Linked DNA regions of Homo sapiens: regions 2 and 3 are each linked to region 1. A link is a loop called in an ENCODE intact Hi-C map of the cell type or tissue named here. Cell type or tissue: PC-3. All regions are shown on one strand. Each heading gives the region's core, and the rest is flanking DNA. Links, peaks and the distances in the headings are about the cores only. Region 1 overlaps PLAC9 (placenta associated 9). Region 2 overlaps LINC00857 (long intergenic non-protein coding RNA 857). Region 3 overlaps TMEM254-AS1 (TMEM254 antisense RNA 1).

What was found. Hi-C counts contacts between places; a loop is a spot of excess contacts. Peaks named below come from ENCODE experiments on the same cell type or tissue, not always from the same donor. Only the 100,000 strongest peaks of a DNase experiment are listed, where the experiment ranks them.
Region 2: it touches region 1 in a loop (28-fold over the local background); 76 of 110 quality-filtered maps call a loop at or near these places.
Region 3: it touches region 1 in a loop (7-fold over the local background); 26 of 110 quality-filtered maps call a loop at or near these places.

Annotation. Positions count from the first base shown.
Region 1 is chr10:80,140,366-80,147,389 of GRCh38, forward strand. It overlaps PLAC9 (placenta associated 9), which reads left to right. Exons shown (of 4, transcript NM_001012973.3): 2 at 1,717-1,814; 3 at 3,858-3,978; 4 at 4,535-4,994. The coding sequence ends at 4,545. Among named protein-coding and RNA genes, the nearest start is that of PLAC9, 11 kb to the left of the region's middle. In PC-3, for the core only: CTCF peaks have their summits at 3,538 (motif pointing right), 3,756 and 4,590; DNase peaks (open chromatin) are centred at 3,556, 4,136 and 4,630; H3K4me3 peaks cover 1,422 bases; H3K27ac peaks cover 1,168 bases.
Region 2 is chr10:80,219,491-80,226,514 of GRCh38, forward strand. LINC00857 (long intergenic non-protein coding RNA 857) reads left to right here. Exons shown (of 2, transcript NR_038464.1): 2 at 1-167. Among named protein-coding and RNA genes, the nearest start is that of LINC00857, 15 kb to the left of the region's middle. In PC-3, for the core only: a CTCF peak has its summit at 3,349 (motif pointing left); a DNase peak (open chromatin) is centred at 3,351; H3K4me3 peaks cover 332 bases.
Region 3 is chr10:80,055,733-80,062,756 of GRCh38, forward strand. TMEM254-AS1 (TMEM254 antisense RNA 1) reads right to left here. Exons shown (of 4, transcript NR_027432.1): 2 at 5,084-5,201. Among named protein-coding and RNA genes, the nearest start is that of TMEM254, 19 kb to the right of the region's middle. In PC-3, for the core only: a CTCF peak has its summit at 3,285 (motif pointing right); a DNase peak (open chromatin) is centred at 3,259.

The DNA.
Region 1 (7,024 bases), core at 685-5,684:
TCTGCTTTTCCACCACTCCTAAAAGTGCTGGGGTGAAATTTAGCAGGGCCTTTCTGTGCTCTCTTTCCAGTCCTTATCTTGCTAGACCTCTCCGCTGCTTTCGGCCCTGCTGACGCTTTTCATCCTCTGCAGAATCTGTAAAGCTCTTGGCTTCTCTTGACTTCTGGGGCAGCACCCTCCTTCCTGAGTGTCAGCGTTCTCCAAGGTTCCAGCCAACCCTGATGCCCCACAGGCATCTCAGGGTTACCAACTCTGAAACCCAAGCTCGGCATCAGGGCTCTGAGACTTCTGCTCTGAGGGTTGATGGTGCCTGGAAGAGCTAACTCAAGGAGAACAATGGTGAATCAAGAGTTGAGAGGGGTTTCACCATGTTAGCCAGGATGGTCTCAATCTCCTGACCTCGTGCGCCTACCTCGCCCTCCCAAAGTGCTGGGATTACAGGTGTGAGCCACCATGCCTGGCTAAAATTGCAATATTCTTTACCTCTTGTTCCTCCTGTGATTCCTAAGACCTCCAGCCTCTTCAGCCCCCATTTCTCCCAATTTATTGGCCCTCTTCTTGGCCTCATGAGTCCTCTGCTTATGAGTAGTGACTTTGGACACATCCTTTCACCCTTCTGTGCATCAGTTTTCCTACGTGTAGATTGGGCATAACAACAGGTTGTTGGAGAGGTTAAGTTAGCACCCTACATGGTGCATGGTAAGCACTCATCACATGCCAGCTGTTACTAACGGGTTCCCAGTGTCAACGCTGCTACTGAAATATCTCCTTTCATTTTCTTCCTCACTATTCCTACAGCTCCTGCCTCTGCTCATCACTTCTCCTTCACCCCTCTTATCCTGATTGCTGCAGTAACCTCCTGCCTTCAAAGGCATCTCCCTCCAATCTATTCCCTATATTTAAAAAATTCATGTTTGGCTCTGTGACTTTTCTGTTAAAATAACCCCCCTTGGCCTGGCTTGGTGGCTTACACCTGTAATCCCAGCACTTTGGAAGGCTGAGGCGGGTGGATCACCTGAGGTCAGGAGTTTGAGACCAGGCTGACCAACATGGTGAAACCCTGTCTCTGCTAAAAATACAAAAATTAGCAGGGCGTGGTGGCAGGTGCTTGTAATCCCAGCTACTCAGGAGGCTGAGGCAGGAGAATCGCTTGAACCCAGGAGGCGGAGGTTGGAGTGAGCTGAGATCGCACCATTGCACTCCAGCCTGGGCGACAGAGCGAGACTCCATCTCAAAACAAACAAACAAACACACAAAAAAACAAACAAGCATCAGAACTGGTTTATTAAAGCCCCTGGGTTAAAGCTCTGCCCCCTTGGCTTCATTTCCAGGACTTCCCTCTCCAGTCTCTCTCTCCCGCCCACCCTGTATCTCCAGCCACCGCGGGCTCCCTGCAGGTTTTGCACAGTGAGCCCTGCTCTTTCAGACCTCTCCATTGTTGCAGGTGCCATTCTGCCTGGCTGAAGCCCATCCTCCCTTCCTCCCTGGGCTTCACCTCCTTGAGGAAGTTCATCTGGGTCTGTAGGTGACTGTGGCTGTAGAGACTGGTGGGATTGAGATGGCTGACACTCGCACACTGACCCCCACCTGGGCCGTCCTCCGCTTGCTCCTGAGTTTGCTTTGAGGACTGACCTCATTTGAGCCCAGTGTTTACAGGAGTCTCTGGCATTATGGAAAACTAAGGGTCCCACAGTGACAAGACTTGTTTTCCCACAGCTGCCGAACCCTTCAGCCCTCCGCGAGGAGACTCAGCTCAGAGCACAGCGTGTGACAGACACATGGCTGTGCAACGCCGTCTAGATGTCATGGAGGAGGTAACAGGGTGGTTTGGAAGGACATGCGAGTTCAGGACCACCTTCTAGGATGGTGTTTTTATGGGCAGATGCAAGCTTGCTTTGGAATGTGAGGACATCCGGGCCGATCCTGCCCTGTGGCCACCTCGTCCAACATCACCCTCCCATCTAGGCTGCCGGGCTGCCCAGCCCCCAGTGGACCCTGCCTCCCCTAAGGCCTTGCTTACCCCCACCCGGATATTTCAACATCATTACTGGATGGGAAGGTGGAAATTCAGTCACTGTTTTGTTATATAGCCACGATTCCTAACTTGTGTGGGGAAAAGTTTACATCTTTATTGTCACAAGCCTTTAACTGAAATTGAGCATTCTCATTCATCATAAATACAAACAGCGAGCCGTGGTATTAACAGTACTATAACTTTGTCATCAATAGAAATCCAGATAATTTCATCTTCTAGTTATGAATATCTCAACATATAATTTTTATCCTTCCTTATGTCAAAATTTCAGTTGTTATTAGGCCTGATGTTAAATCATGTGATTTAGTGAGTTAATAAATACATTTTATTTTTTTTGAGGCAGGGTCTCTGTCTGTCTACCAGGCTGGAGTGCCGTGGTGCAGTCTCGGCTCACTGCAACTTCCACCTCCCAGGCTCAAGCAATCCTCCCACCTCAGTCTCCCAAGTAGCTGAGACTACAGACACATGTGCCACCATGCCTAGCTAATTTCTGTATTTATTTTGTAGAGGCAAGGTTTTGCTATGTTGCCCAGGCTGGTCTCGAACTCCTGAGCTCAAGCCATCTGCCCACCTCGGCCTCCCAAGGTGCTGGGATTACAGGCATGAGCCACTGTGCCCGGCCAATACATATATTACATCAAAAATTTAAATTTTTTTTTGACAGAGTCTTGCCCTGTCACCCAGGCTGGAGCCCATGGTACAATCTTGGCTCACTGCAACCTCTGCCTCCCAGGTTCCAGTGATTCTCATGCCTCAACCTCCCGAGTAGCTGGGACTACAGGCATGCACCACCATGCCCAGCTAATTTTTTGTACTTACCATGCCCGGCTAATTTTTTGTACCTCTGGTAGAGATGGGGTTTCACCATGTTGGCCAGGCTAGTCTCAAACTCCTGACCTCAAGTGATCTCGCCTCAACCTCCCAAAGTGCTGGGATTACAGGCGTGAGCCACCATGCTGGGCCAAAAAGTTTAATTTTAAATACTTGAATTTTTTTTTTTTTTTTTTTTTTTTTTGAGGCAGAGTCTCACTCTGTCACCCAGGCTGGAGTGCAATGGTGTGATCTCGGCTCACTGCAACCTCCACCTCCCGGTTCAAGTGATTCTCTTGCCTCAGCCTCCCGAGTAGCTGAGACTACAGACGCGCACCACCATGCCCGGCTTCTTTTTGTATTTTTAGTAGAGACAGGGTTTCGCCACGTTGGCTAGGCTGATCTTGAACTCCTGACCTCCGATGATCTGCCCCCCTTGGCCTCCCAAAGTGCTGGGATTACAGGCGTGAGCCACCACGCCCGGCCTAATACTTGAATAATATTTTAATGCAATTGGTGCCCTTAGTAATTCTATATGTTTTATTTTTTGCATTTAAGGCATTATTCTGAGAAGAGGTCTGTAGGCTTCACCACACTGCCAATGGGGTCCATGGCATACACAGGGAAAAACCATTAAGAACTCAGTAAATTTCAGAATCCCAAACCTGTCATTTGGCAGAGATACCACCAGGGGGCGGAACAACAAAAGGAATGTGAGCTCCAGGCTGCAAAGTCCAAAAGGGAGAAGGTATTCTACAGGCGCTTCATCCAAATCTGTGACTAAGTGCCAAAAAAGAAGGAGCCTTAGAGAGCAAGCCCCCTAGGATATTGTCATCTGGGGAAACTGAGGCAGGTAGGGGCAGAGCCTGAGTGAGGAAAACCCAGGTCACTTAGCGCCCAGTCCTTTCCCACTGCACCGCACTGGACCGCCAGCTGCTCTCTTAGGACCTAGCTGATGAAGCGGAACGTGGAACCACTTCTGTCCTCGACTTTACCCCACTTCCCACTCTAGATGGTAGAGAAGACCGTGGATCACCTGGGGACAGAGGTGAAAGGCCTGCTGGGCCTGCTGGAGGAGCTGGCCTGGAACCTGCCCCCGGGACCCTTCAGCCCCGCTCCCGACCTTCTCGGAGGTGAGCAGTGCAGGTGGCAGAGGACAGCCTCTGGGCGGCTGTCATCTGGCGCTGGGCAGGCGAGACAGGGACGGCTGCTCCACTGCACAGGTGTAGCCTGGCTGGCAGGGAGGGCCCCAGCGCTCCCTGGGGACGGAAGCGGGACGGCATCATCCCTGCTCCCCGCCCGCCCCGCCCCACCTGCCACACCCGGTGGCTGCCGCCCAGTGTCAAATGAGGTTCTGGAAGAGCCGGCCCTAGATGCCATCTCAGCACAACCCCTGCGCGGAGAAACTGCCTCCTTCATTAGCCTTCTCACGACTGGAGCTTCTCAGCTCCTTTAATTTTCCCCTGAGCAGCCACTCCTGTTCCACCCCAAAACTCTCGCAGGGAAGACGGGCGTCCCCACTGATCAGGCAGGGTTGGGGTTGCACTCTGCTCTCTCCTTGATCCTTGTGTCCCGCGCGCAGTAGTTCCTGGGGGCCGGGGAGGGAAGGGAAGGAACTGCTGGGCACCACGGGGGCAGGTACTCTGCGGCACCCCAGCTTGCTCACTGGGGGCCTCTGCTTTCTTTCAGATGGCTTCTGAGCCCTGGAGCTGGAGCCCAGCAGTTGGAGGTGGTGCACCTGCCAGGCAGCGCCCACAGAACCAGCCCTGTCCTCTCGACTTCCTTCCTTAGCTTCATGTGAAATAAAAGCTATTCTGGTCTCCTCTGTGTCTGCTGACAGAGTAACCCGTTTAACTACAGCCTCCTCTCACTCCACTTCCATGCCTGGAGGAAGCCTGCAACCCCCTCCAGGCTCAGACCTGGGGACACCCCCACTCCTGTCATTTATAGGGGCAGATGGAGCAGGGGTTGATTCACACAGATGGGGGCCCTTTGAGTGGCCTTGCTTCTCAAAATGTGGCCATAGGTGAAAAGCAAGGGGATCAGGGTCTCAGGACCCACCCAGACTGTTTAATCCAAATCTGCATTGCAATGAGACCCCCAGGGATTTTATGTGTCCATTAAAGTGGTTTGTTGTTGTTTTTAAAAATTTTTCCTATGAAGTGAAATTCAATGTAAAATTCATCATTTTAACCATTTTAAATTGTACAAGGCTGGGGGCGGTGGCTTACACCTATAATCCTAGCCCTTTGGGAGGCCAAGGTAGGAGGATCACTTGAGCCCAGAAGTTTGAGACCAGCCTGGGCAACATGGTGAAACCCCATCCCTACAAAAAAATACAAAAATTAGCCGGGCATAGTGGCACGTGCCTGTAGTCCCAGCTACTCAGGAGGCTGAGGTGGGAGGATCACCTGAGCCCTGGAGGTCAAGGCTGTGGTGAGCCATGATCATGCCACTGCACTCCAGCCTGGGAGACAGTGAGACCTTGTCTCAAAAAAAAAAAAAAGAAAAAGAAAAAAAATTGTACAAATGCAGTGGCTTCCAGTACATTCAGAAGTTGTGCAGTCATCACCACCAGTTCCAGAACATTGTTCTCTCTCTAGAAAGAAACTGTGTATCTATTAAGCAGTCACATCCCATTCCCGCTCCCCACACCCCACTGGAAACCACTGATCTCTGTCTTCACGAACTTGCCTATTCTGGACATTTTAAATACAGTAGTCCGGCTTTATCTGTGGTTTCACCTTCCATGGTTTCAGTTACCTGCAGTCAACCACAGTCCTAAAATATTAAACTCCAGAAATAAACAATATATGAGTTTTCAATTGCACATCATTCTAAGTGGCGTGATGAAATCTCTTGCCATCCCACTTCATCCCGCCCCGGATGTGAATGCTCCCTTTGTCCAGCATGGTCCACGCCGTCTACACTTCCTGCCTGTTAGTCACTTAGCAGCCTTCTCAGTTACCAGATCAATGGCCACAGTATCACAGTGCTTGTGTTCCAGCAACACTTCTTTCTCTTAATCAAGACCCAAAGTGCAAGAGCAGTGCTGCTGGCATATGGTTGTTGTTTTTCACACAACTCTCCCTTCACAGAAGCTGGCATATTGTTCTAATTGTTCTATTTTATTCTTAGCTATCGTTGCTAATTTCTTATGGTGCCTAATTTATAAATTAAACTTCATAGGTATGCATGCATAGGAAAAAACATAGTATAATAGGATTAGATACTATTGTGGTTTCAGGCATCTGCTAGGGGTATTGAAATTTATCCCCTGAAGGTAAGGGGGTAGTACTGTAGGTAGAATCACACAATACGTAGTCTAGCTGTATCTGGCTTCTTTCTCTGAGCATAATGTTTTCAAGGGCCATCTGTATTGTAGCATGTATCGGTACTTAATTCCTTCTTACGGATGAATAATGTTTCATTGTATGAATATACCACATTTTATTCTTTTATTTTTTTAGACAGAGTCTCGCTCTGTCACCCATGCTGTAGTGCAGTGGCATGATCTCAGCTCACTGCAACCTCTGCCTCCCGGGTTCAGGCAATTCTCCTGCCTCAGCTTCCTGGGTAGCTGGAATTACAGGTGCACACCACCACGCCTGGCTAATTTTTGTATTTTCAGTAGAGACAGGGTTTCACCATGTTGGTCAGGCTGGTCTTGAACTTCTGACTTCTTGATCCACCCGCCTCAGCCTCCCAAAGTGCTGGGATTACAGGTGTGAGCCACCACACCTGGCCCACATTTTATTCATTTATTCGACAATTGAGGGACATTTGGGTTGTTTGCATTTTTTAGCTATCATGAATAATGTTGCTATGAACATCCGTATGAGTTTTTGTGTGAATATTTGTTTTTTAATTTGTTTTGGGTCTATATGTAGGAATGAAATTGCTGAGTCACATGGTAACTCTTACGTTTAACTTTTTGAAGAACCACCAAACTCTTTTGTATTGCAGCTGTACTATTTTACATTCCCACCTGCAATATTAGCTGTGGCTTATTCATAGATGCCCTCTAGCAGGTTGAGACATTTTCCTTCTAGTCTTAGTTGAGTGTTTTTTTAATCATGAAAGGATGTTGGGTTTTTTCAAATGCTTTTTCTGCATCAATTGAGATGATCATGTGATTTTCCCCTTTCATTTTATTAATTACATGCATTACATCGATTT
Region 2 (7,024 bases), core at 1,299-6,298, 80 kb after region 1:
AACTGACGAAGCGCAAGAAGACAGCTTCGACTCCCTGTGAGTTCATCCCTGACCAACCAGCACTCCTGGCTCACTGGCTTCCCCCTACCAAGTTATGCTTAAAAATTCTGCTCCCCGAATTCTCGAGGAGACTGATTTGAGTGATAATAAAACTCCAGTCTCCCGCACAGCCGGCTCTGCGTGAATTACTCTTCTTCTATTGCAATTCCCCTGTCTTGATCAATCGGCTCTGTCGAGGCAGCAGGCAAGGTGAACCCCTTGGGTGGTTACAATTTTGCTCCTTCAACAAAACTCCAAGTTCCTCTTTGATAGTGGCAAACACCAGTTGCCGTATTTTCTACTGTTACTGGCACAAAAAGTCCCTGTTCACAGCCCTGCTGGACGTAAGGGCCCAGGTGCTAAAAAGTTACCCCCCACCTCACCCCAGCCTCATCAGCGGGGCTGGATACTGGCAGTGGGCAGAGGAATGAAATTTATTTATTTATTTTTCTTATTTATTTTTGAGATGGAGTTTTGCTCTTGTCGCCCAGGCTGAAGTACAGTGGCACCATCTCAGCTCACTGCAACCTCCGCCTCCTGGGTTCAAGCAATTCTCCTACCTCAGCCTCCTGAGTAGCTCGGATTGCAGGCTCCTGCCACCACACCCAGCTAATTTTTGTATTTTTAGTAGAGATGAAGTTTCACCATGTAGGTCAGGCTGGTCTTGAACTCCTGACCTCAGGTGACCCACCCGCCTCGGCCTCCCAAAGTGCTGGGATTACAGGCAGGAGCCACCAAGCCCGGTCTTTTTTTTTTTTTTTTAACATGTCATGTTTTTATTGTACTGTACTGTACTGTACTGTACTGTACTGTACTGTATTGTATTGTATTGTATTGTATTATATTGTATTGTATTTTGAAACAGAGTCTCACTCTGTTGCCCAGGCTGGAGTGCAGTGGAGTGATCTTGGCTCACTGAAACCCCCGCCTCCCAGAGTCAAGCAATTCTCCTGCCTCAGGCTCCCGAGTAGCTAGGACTACAGGCCATGCCCAGCTAATTTTTGTATTTTTAGTAGAGATGGGGTTTCACCATGTTGGCCAGGCTAGTCTCAAACTCCTGACCTCAGGTGACCCACCTGCCTCGGCCTCGCAAAGTGCTGGGATTACAGGCTTGAGTCACTGCACCTGGCGAAATTTATTTCGTTAGATTCTCAAAAAATGTATGACACATGAGTGGGACTTTCTGCCTCCATCCCACATCTGCCAGAGTAAGGAGAGAGTCCAGGAGCTAGGAGTATTCAGGGTAAGACTCCCCCTCCCTCGGCCACATTGTCATTGTCAGAGTGAAGAAGGCCCCTGGAACTCCATGTGTTCCTGGCAATCCCTCCTTCCTCCCCCACCATAGACACCCCCCAACATCGTTATTTTCCCTGAGAGCATCAGGACCCGTCTTCTTAGGGCCTTTATCTCGATATGCATCAGTCACTCCAAGAAGCTCAGGCCCCTAAGTCATCCCTTCCCTTATCTCCTAGGCCTGAGTCCACATATAGCTCTATGTGGCTCTCTCCACCACTCTCTAGCCTTCATTTTTCCCCTTAGCACATACATCACCTGACATACAATGCATTTGACTGACTTATTTCTTAGTCTCCCCTGATTGAGGGTGGGGTGTTCTGTCTCTCTTGTTTGACCACTATACCCCCAGGATCTACAAGGTGTCTGGCATGTAGCAGGGACTTAATAAACGTGGGTTGAGGAATGAATGAACAAACAAAAGCATCTTTAGTGTCCTCTGTTCTCTGGACCTCAGGCTCCACTGCAGCCTAGTTAGTCTTGATCTTCAGGCCTAAACAAGGCCCAAACCACAGGCCTGCTTCCATACTGGCTTATCCCACCTATCTAGCAGTTTCCCAGGCTGGGCTTTGGAGACAGGTGGGCTTGGATTTGAATCCTGGCTCTGCATTATGAGGCTTTTAACACCCCATTTTCCTTATGTGTAAAACCAGAAGGATGCCTAACTCCCAAGAATATGGTAAGTGAATTAAATGGAAGGTGTGTGTAAAGAGCTCAGCACAACTCCTCCAACACAGTAAGTGCACAATAAATGTGGCCATGAGGGAGGCAATAGGGCAGGGTGAGGAGGAGCAACAGGCTTCCTCTGGTGACATCTCCTACGAGTTGGTAGAGGAAACCTGGCGCACTGTGCACAGTGGATTCTGGTCAGGCCCTGAGCTCAAGGGGAAAGAATCCCATGATTGATTACTGATGTCTGTCATGCACGTGCGGGCCGGGTGACAGGGTAGGGTGAAAGAGAGTAGCAGCCCCAAGCCATACGTTTGCCATCCTGATCTAGAATTTCCACCATTGCTCCTTTTCTTGTGCATGTCTTGACTGTTTTTAAGGGTGAGAGCTCCCCTGTTTTCAACAGCTCAGTTCTGACTCCGTAATTTCTCACCCACCCCAGCCCTGAATGGTGCAGTCTGCTCCTCTGAGCCCCAACACTCTTTTCTCTGCTGTTCCTTTATTATTTACCATGTAGCATTTTGGTTTTTAAAAATCTTTCTGGCCTCCTTTCCACACATATAGGCAGAACATGCCTTCAGGGTAGATTTCACCTTAGAGAACTAACGCAGGAAAGTGCACAGAGTTGCAAATCAGAAAATCTGAACTTGTTGTGAATTTGAGCTCATCGCTTTGCCTTTTGGAGTCTGTTTCCCCAGCTGAAAAGCAGAGCCCTAAGATGGCTTTGCAGCCCATGGTATCCCAGGGCTGTGGTGAGAATCAGCATTTCACTGGGCTCTGTGGAGAGGAAAAGCTTTCATGTTTGGCCAGTCGCGGTGGCTCACGCCTGTAATCCCAGCACTTTGGGAGGCCAAGGTGGGCGGATCACCTGAGCGTCAGGAGTTCAAGACCAGCCTGGCCAACATGGTAAAACCTCATCTGTACTAAAAATACAAAAATTAGCCAGGCATGGTGGCGGGCGCCTGTAATCTCAGCTAAGCAGGAGGCTGAGGCAGAAGAATCGCTTGAACTCACGAGGCAGAGGTTGCAGTGAGCTGAGATTGCGCCAGTCTACTCCAGCCTGGGTGACAGAGTGAGACTCCATCTCAAAAAAAAAAAAAAAAAAAGCGTTCATATTCTCATTGCATGTCCATGTACCCCCTCCTGCCACCAGGTCTCAAACTGGAGCTTCTGCAGATGCTCAAGATGCTTTTTCAGCAAGGGGGTAGTAGGATGAGGCTTCCAATGGGAGCAGTGGGCATTTGGCAGGCATTGACAACAAGCAGAGTTCGGAGAATGGAAAAGAAAAACCAACTTTTCTCGCCTTAAACCGGCAATTGCAAAGTTGAGAGCTAGGAAAGCTAAATGCTGCCACCTGCCGGTCATTTTCTACGTTAGCAGCATCAAAGTAAACAGTTTTATAAAGCTCTTGTTTATTTTTTATTATATTTTATTTTATTATTATTATTATACTTTAAGTTTTAGGGTACATGTGCACATTGTGCAGGTTAGTTACATATGTATACATGTGCCATGTTGGTGTGCTGCACCCATTAACTCGTCATTTAGCATTAGGTATATCTCCTAATGCTATCCCTCCTCCCTCCCCCCACCCCACAACAGTCCCCAGAGTGTGATGTTCCCCTTTCTGTGTCCATGTGTTCTCATTGTTCAATTCCCACCTATGAGTGAGAACATGCGGTGTTTTGTTTTTTGTCCTTGCGATAGTTTACTAAGAATGATGATTTCCAATTTCATCCATGTCCCTACAAAGGACATGAACTCATCATTTTTTATGGCTGCATAGTATTCCATGGTGTATATGTGCCACATTTTCTTAATCCAGTCTGTCATTGTTGGACATTCGGGTTGGTTCCAAGTCTTTGCTATTGTGAATAATGCCGCAATAAACATACGTGTGCATGTGTCTTTATAGCAGCATGATTTATAGTCCTTTGGGTATATACCCAGTAATGGGATGGCTGGGTCAAATGGTATTTCTAGTTCTAGATCCCTGAGGAATCGCCACACTGACTTCCACAATGGTTGAACTAGTTTACAGTCCCACCAACAGTGTAAAAGTGTTCCTATTTCTCCACATCCTCTCCAGCACCTGTTGTTTCCTGACTTTTTAATGATCGCCATTCTAACTGGTGTGAGATGGTATCTCATTGCGGTTTTGATTTGCATTTCTCTGATGGCCAGTGATGATGAGCATTTTTTCATGTGTTTTTTGCCTGCATAAATGTCTTCTTTTGAGAAGTGTCTGTTCATATCCTTCGCCCACTTTTTGATGGGGTTGTTTGTTTTTTTCTTGTAAATTTGTTTGAATTCATTGTAGATTCTGGATATTAGCCCTTTGTCAGATGAGTAGGTTGCGAAAATTTTCTCCCATTTTGTAGGTTGTCTGTTCACTCTGATGGTAGTTTCTTTTGCTGTGCAGAAGCTCTTTAGTTTAATAAGATCCCATTTGTCAATTTTGGCTTTTGTTGCCATTGCTTTTGGTGTTTTAGACATGAAGTCCTTGCCCATGCCTATGTCCTGAATGGTAATGCCTAGGTTTTCTTCTAGGGTTTTTATGGTTTTAGGTCTAACGTTTAAGTCTTTAATCCATCTTGAATTAATTTTTGTATAAGGTCTAAGGAAGGGATCCAGTTTCAGCTTTCTACATATGGCTAGCCAGTTTTCCCAGCACCATTTATTAAATAGGGAATCCTTTCCCCATTGCTTGTTTTTCTCAGGTTTGTCAAAGATCAGATAGTTTTAGATATGTGGCATTATTTCTGAGGGCTCTGTTCTGTTCCATTGATCTATATCTCTATTTTGGTACCAGTACCATGCTGTTTTGCTTACTGTAGCCTTGTAGTATAGTTTGAAGTCAGGTGGCATGACACTTCCAGCTTTGTTCTTTTGGCTTAGGATTGACCTGGCGATGCAGGCTCTTTTTTGGTTCCATATGAACTTTAAAGTAGTTTTTTCCAATTCTGTGAAGAAAGTCATTGGTAGCTTGATGGGGATCGCATTGAATCTATAAATTACCTTGGGCAGTATGGCCATTTTCACGATATTGATTCTTCCTACCCATGAGCATGGAATGTTCTTCCATTTGTTTGTATCCTCTTTTATTTCACTGGAAGCTCTTGTTTAAATTCAGTAAAGACCCAGAGGGAGGAGGTGGCATTTACTGAGCACCTCCTGTTTATAAGGAACTGTCTTCAAGTGTGCCATGGGTACAGACATAAATTAGCACCGGATATTGCTGATAAAGAGAGCACAGATTCCAGAGAGCCAAGGCTGCCTCTCAATGACTACATGCCTTAGGTTCACCCTTCAACCTCTCTGAACTTCAGTTTTCTCAACAGGTAGATGGACCAGGGTGCCCTCTAAGGATCCCAAGGAAGGGCCTTAAAAGATGAAGAGGATGTTGACAGACAGTTACTGAGAAGGAAAAGAGGAGGGCATCCTATGCAGACAAAGAGGAGGGTTTCAAGGGAAGTCCTGACATGTGTCTCCTTCCCTCGTCCCCTTGTTTGTGAAGCCGAAGGGTAAGTTCCTGATCTTTAAGCGCCTGTCCACCTGTGACTTCTGGTCAAGGGAAGGGACAGAGGAGTTGGAAAGACTTCTTGAAGGAAGAATGAAACAAACACCTGTGTTGTAGGATCCACCAACTTTAAGAAATGGAACCATGTAATTACCTTTAAAGTATTCTATAATTTATTTACACATTATTGTATATTTTGTTTACAACATTCTACTGTTGATGGACATTTAAATTATTTCCCATTGTCTCCAGGTTTATTTGTTTTTCTGGCTTGGACATCCATATGCATACATTTTTTCTTCTTCTTCTTCTTCTTCTTCTTCTTCTTCTTCTTCTTCTTCTTCTTCTTCTTTTCTTTTCTTCTCCTTCTCCTTCTCCTTCTCCTTCTCCTTCTCCTTCTTCTTCTTCTTCTTCTTCTTTTCTTCTTTTCTTCTTCTTCTCCTTCTCCTTCTCCTTCTCCTTCTCCTTCTTCTTCTTCCTCTTTCTTTTTTGTTTTTGAGACAGAGTCTGTCTCAAAAGACCCTGAGACTGTCACCCAGGCAGGGGTGCAGTGGCATGATCACAGCTCCTTGCAGCTTTGACCTTCTGGGTTCAATCGCTCCTCCCCTCTCAGCCTCCTGAGTAGCTGAGACTGCAAGCATGTACCACCATGCCTGACTAATTTTCGTATCTTTTTGTAGAGGCGAGATTTTGCCACGTTGCCCAGGCTGGTTTTGAACTCCTGGGATCAAGCAATCCTCCCGCCTCAGCCTCCTAAAGTTCTGAGATTACAGGCATAAGCCACTATAACCAGCCATGCATGCATTTCTGTCAATTACATACCCAGGGATGAAACTCTTGGATTGTAGAGGGTGTACATTTCCAACTTTATAGATCATCACGATTTGTTATCCAAAGAGGTTGCACTAATTTAAACTCGTGTCAAAAGTATGTGAGTTCCTATTGTTACAGGTAGCTAGTCAGGCATGAGCAGGGCAGGAGAGGGCTCGACCCCCACCCCCCCACCAGTAATGTCACCAACCATCAGGCAATTGTTAAACTGTCTCTAATAATGGGTCGCAGCCTGCACCAGGGAAAGGCCGTCTCCTAATAGATAGAACAAACTTGAAACTGGTGATCAGCAGCTTCCCGATAAGATCTCAGGAGTTGGGTGAGTGGGCTCAAGCATGCACACTAAGAGGCAAAATGGTGGAGTTTAACTTCTAGGGACATTCACCTGGTAGGGGAAGAATGCCTCAAGTGAGCATGCACACAACTCCAGTAAACACACTGCGTGCTCACCGCCCAACTGCTAGCAGACCACTGCACACGTGGACAGACCACTGCACACGTGGACAGCCCACTCCCAGGGAAGAATCAGGGGAGAAGGGATGTACAACCCTGGAACTATGTCAACAGATAAAACCCCAAGTCAAAGGTCAAACAGTGCACTTGATCTCTCAAGTCGCCCCCTGGCCCTTTTCCAAGTGTACTTTACTTCCTCTTAGTCCTGCTCTAAAGTTT
Region 3 (7,024 bases), core at 1,120-6,119, 84 kb before region 1:
ATGACCCAATATAAAAACTTCCCAACATTTCTAAAAAGCAAATGTGCACACGTAACACTTGTAAAAAACATAAGTTTTTTACGATAAACACTCAGTTCCTATAGTAAAAACAGCAACCAAACCAACTTGCTTTGTATGGCCATAGACCCACAGTGAGGAGCAGGACCTCTGGAGCCTGCCTGCCAGTGATTAAATCCTGGCTCTGAGACTGACAGGCCACAGTGTAGCACTGACTGCCAGTGCCCTCCTGGGCTACTCTTCTTGTCTCTGGCTGCTCTCCAGGCCCTGGGATGGAGGCCATTCCTATGGCATCTTCTTGGAGGACTTCATGTTCTAAAGGCATCACAGTTGAGCCATGATTGCTTCCAGGGCTCTTTGATGCAGATTCTTGCCTCTGAAATATAGTGATGAGCCCAGTGGACTTCTGGGCCCACTGTATATTATCGGGGCACCTTTGACTTAGGTTATTACTCATTAAACACAACGTATTAAGATACAAGGCACCGCTGGAACTAACCGGAGACTTCTCTCAACCAGGGCTCATCTAGAAAAAGAAATCCAGAATCCCCATACTTTGCAAGCCCACCTTCCCAGAGAACAGGAGTGTCAGTTTCTTCCATATCCCAGGTTTGAAAAGCTCCAAATTATTTCTGAATTTCATGAAATATCAAATCTGTGAACAAAAGGGAAAAAAATGCCTAGGGCCATTTCTACAATTCTTCCAGTATAGCTCTTTTGCTTTGAGGACGTTTTTGTTTTCAGTATTCACCCTGTTTACATTTAACCATACAGGAAAGTAGACGGAAGCGTATAATTAGCCTGATGATCTTATCACTGAAATTTAATATATAGCAATACCTGGCCAATTTTATCTCCTTGACACCCCACCCTCATTATTTTGAAGTGAATCTCAGACATGTCATTCACCCGAAAATACATCCATATGTATCTCTAAAATATAAAGTCTCTCTTAATGCTATGATGGGTTAAGATTTAAATACCTGAGCCTCTAGTAAAATCCTATACCCAATTCTACCATACGGCAACCACACACAATTACTCTGATGAAATCAGCTGTTCCCAGCCTACAAGCTTGAACTTTTGAAAGGTGAAAGTCAGGCCTAGCAGGGTGGCTCATGCCTGTAATCCCAGCACTTTGTGAGGCTGAGGTGAGCAGATTGCTTTGAGTTCAGGAGTTTGAGACCAGCCTGGGCAACATAGCAAAACCCTGTCTCTACAAAAAAACCAAAATTAGCCAGGTGTGGTGGTGCATGCCTGTGGTCCCAGCTACTTGGGAGGCTGAGGCTGGAGAATATAGCTTTGAGTCCAGGAGGCAGAGGTTGCAGTGAGCCAAGATTCCCCAACTCCAGCCGGGGCAACTGAGTAAGACCCTGTCTCAAAAGAAAAAAAAAAAAGTGAAAGCCCAAACACCTATTAATACAAAACACTAATGCATTAGGTAAGGAGCCTCCTGCAAAAGAAACACGCTTTGGTGTCCACCACAGAAACTCACCGTTGGAAGTTCAGATGAATCTCTAGTCCAGGTTCTGAATGATAAAGTGATTAACTCTGAAGCAGCAATCATCAAACATAACCCTGAGACGCCCTCCCTCACACACCCTAGACACAGCCCCGCCCCAGACACAGCCCCACCCTAGGCACAGCCTTGCCCTAGACACACCTCTTGATGGCTTTACCTAACTTTTCAAATCCCATTCACTCAATGAGCACCCAGTGAAAACAATTTGCTTATTTAATCCCTACAACACCCTTATAATGTGCATCCTATTTTAATCCTACTTAGACTTGAAGACAGGGGGACAGAAAGGTTTAGAGCACAGAGTGAGCCTCTGACCCAGGCAGTCTGACCTTGAACCTCCTGCCTGTGGCCATCACTTTCACATTTATAGACTGCACGCTCTGTGAGGACGGAAGCCTTGTCAGGCTCACAGAAGATCCACATCACCTGATATATCATTGCTTACAGAATACTGAGATTGGAGGCAGGAGTGACCAGAGATTAACACTGAATAAGGACATTCTAAGATATAAAACTAATGTTTTATAAACATTAAACCATTTGCTAATTCATCTTATTCTAAAAACTACCCTATGAGATACCAAAACCTCCATATTACAGACAAGGAAACTGTGGGCTTTTCTGCTTTTTTCACAACTCTAGGACATTGTACTTTCCCAAATGTGTGGAATAAGGTAATAACACTTGGAGGGTTTTTTGTCCTCCAGGTTTGGAAAATGCAGCTCATCCTCGACAAGTGTTTTATATTAATCCATCTTAATTCAGAGTGATACATATATTCTTCGTTCTACTTAAACTAATTGCTACAATTTATGAGGACTCATTATATGGCCGGCCCAAAGAACAGAGTTTTCAGACATTATCTTACCTAAATCTTACAGTGCCTTACGGAGATATATATTATTATACAGATGACTACTGAAGCACAGAGAGATTAGCTAATTTACCTGAGGTCAAACTCTAAGAAGAGGAAAATAACTAGCAGGAATTAAAGCAGGTGAAAATAAAGTTTGAATTGGGCAAGGTAATGGCTGACTTGCAGGAAGGAAACAGCCCCAAATGATTTCGGTTTCTCACTTCATTCCAGGGTGGACCGCGCCTCTGCAACAACAACAACAACAACAGAAAAAAAAAACAGGAAAAAGCAGGAGGAACAACTCGTGGTTTTCTTCATTTCCGCGCAAGGATGGTTAACATAACCTCCTTTCATCCTGGGACTCCAGCAGGTCCTTTCAAGCAGTGCCAGATGCTTTGGGGTAGTTGAAGAAATATTTTGGGAGCTGGAAGTCTTGGAGAATATCAACGACTGAGAGAGTAGAGCAAACCAAAATTAGATTGGGCCTATGCTGAGTTCTTTGGCTTTTTTGTCTTCCCAGTAATTCGGGCCCGCTTTGTGGTTGTTGATTTATTATTTTTTGAGACCGAGTCTTGCTCTGTCACCCAGGCTGGAGTACAGTGGCAGGATCTCGGCACACTGCAAGCTCCGTCTCCCAGGTTCAAGCAATTCTCCTGCCTCAGTCTCGCGAGTAGCTCGGATTACAGGCACGCGCCACCACACCCAGCTAATTTTTGTATTTTTTGTAGACACTAGGTTTACGCAACTTCGCCGAGGCCGGTCTCGAACTCCTGAGCTCAAGTGATCCACCCACATTGGCCTCCCAAACGCTGGGATTACAGGCTTGAGCCACCACGCCCACTCGTGCTTTATTCTCAGTAACCTTGAAATCACACTAGGTGGCGACCTTCCCCGTCCGCCCCCATCAAGCTGCTTCCAAAAACATTTTTACCAGGCACCTTCACTTTCTTTCTTTTCATTCTTTTCTCAACTCCAGTCTCTCTGTTCTCACTGCATTGTTTAGACATCATTGGTAAAAGTTAACAAATCAGGTCCTAAATTGCCCGATCATACGGTTAATCTTCTTTCCTAAGTCATCGAACATTGTTAGCCAATCTTTGTCTTCCTTGAAAGCTCCCCTACTTCAGATTTTTTTTCTTCTTGCTGTTGCCCAGGCTGGAGTGCAGTGGCGCGATCTCGGCTCACTGCAACCTCCGCCTCCCTGGTTCAATCGATTATCCCATCTCAGCCTCCTGAGTAGCTTGGATTACAGGCGCAAGCCACAACGCCCGGCTAATTGTATTTTTAGTAGAAACAGGGCTTCACAATGTTGGCCAGGCTGGTCTCCAACTCTTGACCTCAGGTGATCCGCCCACCTCAGCCTCCCAAAGTGCAGGGTTACTTACAGGTGTGAGATTCTTTCCTTTTTTTTTTTTTTTTTTTTTTTTTTTTTTTTTTTTTGAGACGGAGTATTGTTCTGTTGCCCAGGCTGGAGTGCAGTAGCATGATCTCGGCTCACTGCAACCTCCACCTCCCGGGTTCAAGCAATTCTCCTGCCTCAGCCTCCTGAGTAGCTGGGACTACAGGTGCCCGTCACCACGCCCGGCTAATTTTTTTTTGCATTTTTAATAGAGACGGGGGTTTCACTGTTAGCCAGGATAGTCTCGAACTCCTGACCACGTGATCCAACCACCTCGGCCTCCCAAAGTGGTGGGATTACAGGCGTGAGCCACCACACCCGGCCCTGGCCCAGATTCTTTATCAAGCTCGGCTTTGGTGGATGTCCACTGAGTCCTTAATCCTTTTTCAAAATATCGCGAAACAGTAAGGGCCCAGCTTATACTGAGTGCTATGTATTGAGACCTGCAATGCAGCTGTGAATAGCACAAATGCAGTCTCTGAAAATCAACGTTCTGGTGAACTTTTAAAAATACGTAACTCCTGGCCGGGCGAGGTGGCTCAGGCCTGTAATCCCAGCACTTTGGGAGGCCGAGGCAGGTGGATCACGAGGTCAGGAGATCGAGACCATCCTGGCTAACACGGTGAAACCCCGTCTCTGCTAAAAATACAAAAAATTAGCCGGGCGTGGTGGCGGGCGCCTGTATTCCTAGCTACTTGGGAGGCTGAGGCAGGAGAATGGCGTGAACCCGGGAGGCGGAGCTTGCAGTGAGCTGAGATCCTGCCACTGCACTCCAGCCTGGGCGACAGAGCGAGACTCTGTATCAAAAAACAAAACAAAACAAAACAAAAATATATACATAGCTCCCAATTATCACCTGCAAAGCAAAGTCAGAATGTATTAGAATGCCTGGCAGGGAGTTTCATGACCTAACTACTATTAAACTCCCATTCAGACCAGGAGTGGTGGCTCACATCTGTAATCCCAGAATTTTGGGAGGCCAAGACAGATGGATCACTTCAGGTCAGGAGTTCGAGACCGGCCTGACCAACATGGCAAAACCCCGTCTCTACTAAAAATACAAAAATTAGCCAGGTATGGTGGCACATGCCTGTAATCCCAGCTACTCAGGAGGCTGAGGCATGATAATCGCTTGAACCTGGGAGTCGGAGGTTGCAGTGAGTTGAGATAGTGCCACTGCACTCCAGCCTGGGTGACAGCAAGACTCTATCCCCTCCAAAAAATATTTTTTAATAATTAAAATTTAAAAAAAATTATACTACCATTCAGCTTCGCCTTTGAGACTCACCACCTGCGAAATCTTTGTTCTAATAACCAGCCTTGTCCATTTCTAGGTGCTGAGATACTCTCGGCCCTCTTGGCTTCGTCCATCTGCTTCAGATGCCACAGAAGAGTTCCAAGTGACTCTGGAAAAAAAAAACACTTTGACCAAAACAAAGTTATCAACATGGCAATTTGATTTTAATGGTTATCTGGTTAAAATGAAAAAGACATCATTAGCAACAGGTGTGTAAGATTCTAGTGTTCTGTAAAATGATCTTGTTTTCCTTAAGTGTTCTTTTTTTTTTTTTTTTTCCAGGGTTGGGGGCAGGAAATTCCCAGCTTTTGGGGACATTTTTCCCCACTTTTTGGATACAATGAATTCATTGGATACAATGAATTCATTGGATACAATGAATGTTAAAAGTTCCATTAACTTAATGTCCAAAAGCAAGTTTAGTCCTTTGGTTTCCCTACTTCAAAATGTAGCATTTGCCTTCTTCATGACCAAAAGTAAACATGTTTGTAAAGCTATTTATCATTACTATTAAAGCTTGACAAAACCAGTGAATTTGGCAAATCAGTGATTCAGCAAATTGGCTTTCAACACATTTTGTTGATGATTTTATGTCAATTGACTATTCAATACATTTATATTTTCTCAAACTGAATTTCAGCTACTTGTCTGCTTCTTTCACATCACAAAACTTATTTCACTAAATTGTAACAATACAGAATAACTAACATTTATTATGTTTTTAATTTGTGCCACTTTTAAGCTAACTGCTGGCCGGGCCTGGTGGCTCATGCCTGTAATCCCAGCATTTTGGGAGGTCGAGGCAGGCAGATTACTTGAGGCGTGAAGTTCAAGACCAGCCTGGCCAACATGGCGAAATCCCCATCTCTACTAAAAATACAAAAATTAGCCGGGTGTAGTGGCACACACCTATAATCCCAGCTATTCAGAGGCTGAGGCACGACAATCCTTTGAGCCGGGGCATGGAGTTTGCAGTGAGCTAAAATCATGCCAATGTACTCCAGCCTGAGTGACAGAGGGAGACTCCCTCTTAAAAAAAAATAAGCTATTCACTTTCCAAACATAGATATATATGTTTGAAAAGTGATATATATACATATTATATATATATATATATATATATTTTAAGTTATATAGGTCAAATTTCTGCACAAAATCTAATTATCATCATTATCATTATTTGAAGATTTTTAGGAAGGGCAAACACACCCTGGTTTCCTCCCTTCTACTACAACACCCTCGTGGATTATCCCTGCCCCCTCATTCATTAATTCAATGCTCTGAGAACATTTCTGTTTGTAATCTTTGAATACAGAATCTCATAAGTGCTAAATAGAAACCTGTATTAAAACATTATTATGCTGCCTCTAGTAAATTCTTTTTGATTATTCCGTTGTCTGTCATATGAACTACAGTATGCTCAACCTGAGATAATTTGTCTTGTTCGCAGTTGACTCTACGAAAAGAGTCAAACTCTGTAAAACATTTGAAGAGATTTATTCTGAGCCAAATATGAGTGAACATGGCCTGTGACACAGCCCTCAGGATGTCCTGAGAACGTGTGCCCAAGCTGGTCGGGGTGCAGCTTAGTTTTATACATTTTAGGGAGACATGATAATTCCATCAAGTATATTTAAGAAATATGGCCAGGTGCAGTGCCTCACGCCTGCAATCTCAGCACTTTGGGAGGCTGAGGTGGGCAGGTTGCTTGAGGCCAGGAGTTTAAGACCAGCCTGGCCAACATGGCAAAACCCTGTCTCTACTAAAAATATAAAAATTCGCCGGGCATGGTGGCATGCGCCTGTGATCCCAGCTCCCAGGTAGGCTGAGGCACAGGAATCGATTGAACCCGGGAGGCAGAGGTTGCAATGAGCCGAGATTGTGCCACTGCACTCCAGCCTGGGCGACAGAGCAAGATTCTGCTCAAAAAAA